2 separate regions of the Homo sapiens genome follow, and region 2 is linked to region 1. Evidence: chromatin loops called from intact Hi-C (ENCODE). Cell type or tissue: dorsolateral prefrontal cortex. All regions are shown on one strand. Region 1 overlaps BRSK2 (BR serine/threonine kinase 2). Region 2 overlaps BRSK2 (BR serine/threonine kinase 2).

Region 1 (2,500 bases):
CAGGCCACCCTGCCCAGCAGTCACACGGTGCGGGGTGTGCTGTCTGGCCCAGCCTCCTCTCTCGCCATCTTTGTGCAGCGGCCTCAGAGCCACGTGGAGTTCTTACCCGGTGTGGCCCGGGCCCTGGGGGCCGACCTGTGCCCGCGTGTGGCCGTCAGTAACTGTGTTTTCTCGCTCTGTTCTGCTGTAGTAAAGCAATGTTCAGTAAAAGCCTGGATATCGCTGAGGCCCATCCCCAATTCAGCAAAGAAGACAGGTATACACCCCGACCACCCGTCCCCGCACCTCCCAGCCCCAGACACGCTGTCCTGCCTCAGGCCGGGCAGGCACATGGGCGGGTCTGGTGGCGGGCTGGGCTGCAGGGCTCCTGCTGCGGTGAAGCCAGCCAGCAAGCCAGGCAAGGGCCCGCGGGCCAGGCAGAGGCCGAGGAGGGGTGGGGCTGCTGAGGCGTGGCCCACGCCTGCCTGTGAGGGACCACGCACCATGGCTTACAGGGCCTGGGGCTAGAGCCCGGCGTGGCTGCAGGCCGAGCCGCTCCTCCTGCCAGCCCCTGTGCTGTGTCCGGTGGGCCTCGGTGGCCCTGCTGCCCCTGGGGCCGGCCAGAGTTGAAGCCGAGCAGCCGTCCTGTGCCCACCTGCAGGAGCTGAGGAGGGCAGGAGGCGCCGCCGTCAAGAGGGGCCTCTACCTGGGGCCAGTTTTGCGAGCCTGGGCGGGTGGCGCCGCCCCCAAGGCTGCAGTGTGCTGGCTGCCGGTCGGGGTCCTTCTCTTTGAGCCCTGGCCCCGTGCCTACCTGGGACCCTCACCTGTGTGCCCTCACTCTGCCTGCCCTGGCTGCCCTCAGGGCTGGCGCCGTCTCTCCTGCCCCTGCCCCAGCAACTGTAGCTCAGTGTTCCCAGCAGCTGCCTGGCCGGATAGGACCAGGGCTCGGCCCCTCCACCCCGGGGTTTCCAGCGCCTCTTCTGTCTTCCTCGTGCCCAGTCACGAGCTCTGGGCGGGCTCGACAGGAACCACAGGTCCAGGGCCTCACTGGTGGCTGCTGCCCCCATGAGGGCTGTCCGCGCTCCCAGCTCAGCCCTGAAAGCTCTGGGTCCAGTTCCAGCCCTGGGTGTCATCCTGGCCCAGACAGGCTGGGTTGTGCATGGGGTCCCCGTCGCCTCCCTGCCCCTTGGCTGTGTCTGGTGAGGGAGTTGGAGGGTCGTCACCGTGGGGACCAGCCCCCGGGTGTCCGGGAGCCAGGTGTGTGGCCAGCGTGGCACTCTCCACGGTCCGGGGCCTGGGCCGTGGTGTGGACTAGCGAGGCCCCTCGTGGCCGGCTGGCGGTGGGCAGGCCTGGTGGGTAGTGCAGGCCGGGCTTTTACTCTTCTCTGTCCTCTTCTCTTCGGCGGCTGCCTCGGCCCCTCCCTGCATTTCCTTCCTCCAAGGATGGCAGCTGCCACTGTCTGGGCACGTGGGCGCCGGCTCGTCCGTGCAGTGTGGTGGAACGACGCACAGCCGTCCTGGTCCCTGCACGGGGGTGGCGGCCACACACCGGAGTCTCAGCCGGGCACGCCGGGCCAGGGCCTCCCTCCTGCTGTGTGCAGGTCTCAGGCTGAGTAGGGCAGTGGTGGGACAAGGCCCCACCGTCCCTGCCAGCAGCTGCCCCAGCCTGGCCCTGCCCAGGCCCTCCTGGTTGTGGACAAGGGAAGGGCCGGCCGCTGACCCAGGCATCCCTCACGGGCATCTAGGGACATGGAGGACCAGGCTGCAGGCCCTGTGAGAGCTCAGCCAGGGGGGGCTTGGCAGGTGGGAGGCTGGAGCCAGCACGAGGCCTGGAGCAGAAGGGGCTGCATACAGGAAGCTCCCGTCTGTCCCCTCGTCCTTCCGTCCACCCCCACGCTGGATGGTCCTTTGCCGCGGCTGTCTGATGCCGTATCCTGTGCTGTGCCTGGGCTGCTGGCATGGGGTGGCCCCCACACGTGGGCTCTGATGGGGGCCCCAGTGGGGCTGGGCACAGCCAGGCGCCCTGGGCCCTCCTGAATTGACAGGGTGTGCAGCAGGACCCAGGGCCTCGAGGCTCTTGGCCCGGGCTCCAGGCCTCCTGGAGGGTTTACCTGGGGGGAGCAGAGCCCAGCACCTGCTGCTCCACTGCCCCCTGGCTGAGCAGTGGCCCTGTACCTTGTGACCTCCAGGTCTCGGTCCATCAGCGGTGCCTCCTCAGGCCTTTCCACCAGCCCACTCAGCAGCCCCCGGGTGAGTGACCCCCCGCCCCCACCCAGCTCGGATGCACAGAGGCCCCAACCCTCCCAGTCAGCGTGTGCCAGGGTGGGGGCAGCCTCGCGGACCCTGGGAAGCAGCCCCAGGCGCCCCCCATGCCCACGCTCCTGTGGCGGCTGCTGCTCTGTGGCGCAGGCTGCTCTGCTAACTGCACGCTCTTTTGTTTTGTTTTGTTTGTTTTCTTGTGTGTCACTTCTTTTCTTTTGTGGCTAATCCTCCTGCCCATGCCTGCCTGCCTCCCCACCCT
Region 2 (2,500 bases), 51 kb before region 1:
CCCTTACAGCCGCCTCGAGGACTGCATGGGGCCAGCAAGGCCTGTACCCCAGGACACCAGAGTTGCTCGGACCGGCTCCCGGACCTGGGCCTAAGCGAGCTCTCCTGGTTCTCACTCCCGAGTCTGCGGAGTGACCCCGGGCCCTCTCATCATGGCCTCACCCTGCTCCGGCGCTCTGGGTGCTTTGAAGCAGACAGGAGACCCCCTCCAGGCTGGCCCGAGGGCAGGTCAGACCCCAGTCCCTGGGAACAGCCTGAGTGGGCTGTGCCTCCCCGTCGGCCACTGGCGCTCAGGAGGAGCCGTCGGGAAGGCCCCTTTGCCATCACCTGGTGGCGCTTGCTTGAGGGCTTCTGTGCCTTCCAGTCCTCACTGGGCACAGACTAGCTTCTTTGGGCACCTGGGGAGGGTCAGGCTGTCTCTGAAGTCAGCAGCCCTGCTGGGCAGCCGGCACCAGGAGAGGAGGCGGGCTGGTCCCCGTGACTGCCGGCCGCCGGCATCCACCTATGTGGGGCTGTGCCTAGATGGTGGCACTGTGGGGCATCACTGTGCAGTTCTGGGCCCTGCCCTCAGCTCTGGACAGCCCACCTGGACCCTGGCCCCTCGGAAGTGGAAGGACTGGGACCTCAGGGCCCCTGAGTGTAGAATGGGGTTTCCCTGAAGCTTGTGCGAGGTTCCAATGGCTGGAAACACCGTACCGCGCAGGAGGACGGCAGACCAGCATCTGTCAGGCCCCTTGGGGCTCACATGGCTGGTCCTCTGTGCTGCCCTGTGCTCTGCAGGAAGTTAACGGCACCCTGCCACCTCCTCTGTGCAGGGCAGCCCCGCTTTCACCTGTAGGGCTGGTGCCTGTGTCAGGCCCAAGCCCCAGGTCCTAGCCTAGGCTGACCAAGCGGCCTGCAGATCTCCCTGAGGCCTCACCCCAGGGATGTCCGCCGGGCCAGGCTGCCCTGAGCCAGCTGCCTGGGGCTCTGGACAAGATGGAGGCTGGGCTGGGGCAGAGGCTGCAGGGACAAAGCACGGATTGTGCCAAGCCGGCTGCCTTTCAGGGCCCGGCCTGCCAGGTCCAGGCCTTGTTCTACCGCCTCTGAGGGGCCAGTGTTCTGGGCCCAGCAGCTGGGAGCCAGGCCCCACCCACAGAGCAGTGCTCCCGAAAGTCCTGCTGTTAAAGAGAAACTCCTCGTTTTCCTGGACGCCTCCAGCTTCCCAGGCTCGTTCTGCCTTCAGTCCCGGGGCCCACGGAGGCCGTGGCTGCCCTACGCTGCTTTGCCCCAGGGGCCTGGGCTGCAGGCTGGGCCTGGCTTCCTCCCCGAACCCTGGAGAGTGACAGCACCACCCCCAGTGGATGGCAAGGTCCCATCGGTTGGCATGTGTCTCTCTGGGCACCATGCTCCTCGTTGGGTGCCACGTCCTTGGGCTGAGCTTGGGTCCTGTCTGCCCTGGGGGTACCATCCTATGAGGACAGAGCTGCCTTTCCTGGGTGGCCATGGCAGCCTCATGGCACTGGCTGAGGGGAATGGACACTTCTGGGATGGAGCTGGGCTGGGGTGGGGCTGGGTAGGGCCAGTGGGAGTTCTGGGCACCTTGGCCTGAGGGGGATGGGGGTGCCCAGGGCATTCACGCCATCACTGCCCACTTGGCTTAAGCTGGAGCCCAGGGCCCTGGAGGGCAGGCTGGCCTTCCCGGCCCCGGGCAGAGGTGGGAGGGCGCCTGGACGGCTGCCTGCATGATCCCCGTGATACAGCGGGGATGGCTGCAAGTCGGGCTGAGTCCAGCTGTGGGTGGTTTGCGGGGGCACAGGGAGCCTGCCTGGCCAGGAATGTCGCCTCTGCGGGTGTCTTGGCCTGGGAGCCCCCGGGGAACCCTTTGTATGGGAGAAGGGGTCAGGATAGGGGCTGGGGGGCAGTGCCTAGTGGCCCTCCATGCTGAGGGAAAGCCCCTCTTCACAGCTAGCATCGGGCCTCGTGTCCTCGGCACCCTGAATCAGCTGCAGGGCTAGCTGCTGCCTGAGCTGCCTGGTTGGGGCTGGCCTGGGCCCCTGATTGGCTGCTTCCCTGGGCGGGGGTGACGTTGCTGCCCTGGGTCCGAGAGTTATCTTGTGCGGACAGAGGTAATAGGTGTGGTACCCGCCCCGGGAAGGGTGGTGGCCAGGGTGGCCATGTCAGGCGCCTTGGCCCTGCCCCCTGGGGATACAGGGGGTGGAGAGGCAGCCCCAAAGCTGGGTTCTCAGAGACCTGGGGTGGCCAGATGGGGGCTCATTCAGCTGCCCCCTGTGCAGCCCCTTGGTGCCATTAACTTTCTGCAGAGCGCAGGGCAGCACAGAGGGCCAGCCAGGCCAGGGGGCCAGAGGTTCCCCTCCCACACAAGCTCCGAGGTGTCCAGACAGGAGGCGGTGGCCCCAGTCCGCATAGGCCTTTCCCCAGGGCAGCCCTTTCCCCAGGGTTAGGCTGCAGGCCCTGCCGGTGTGGCTTCAGGAGTCCTGGTCCCCGCACTCAAGCTTCCC

What was found. A loop is a pair of places that touch in the nucleus more often than their neighbours do. Peaks named below come from ENCODE experiments on the same cell type or tissue, not always from the same donor. Only the 100,000 strongest peaks of a DNase experiment are listed, where the experiment ranks them.
Region 2: it touches region 1 in a loop (2.4-fold over the local background); 7 of 110 quality-filtered maps call a loop at or near these places.

Annotation. Positions count from the first base shown.
Region 1 is chr11:1,447,608-1,450,107 of GRCh38, forward strand. BRSK2 (BR serine/threonine kinase 2) reads left to right here. Exons shown (of 20, transcript NM_001256627.2): 13 at 2,169-2,229. Among named protein-coding and RNA genes, the nearest start is that of MOB2, 38 kb to the right of the region's middle. RefSeq lists an enhancer at 502-1,001. In dorsolateral prefrontal cortex, a CTCF peak has its summit at 1,057; DNase peaks (open chromatin) are centred at 1,004 and 1,411; H3K27ac peaks cover 2,491 bases.
Region 2 is chr11:1,396,299-1,398,798 of GRCh38, forward strand. The region is part of intron 1 of BRSK2 (BR serine/threonine kinase 2); the gene reads left to right. Among named protein-coding and RNA genes, the nearest start is that of BRSK2, 7.6 kb to the left of the region's middle. In dorsolateral prefrontal cortex, CTCF peaks have their summits at 1,034 and 1,233; a DNase peak (open chromatin) is centred at 1,043; H3K4me3 peaks cover 1,860 bases; H3K27ac peaks cover 2,500 bases.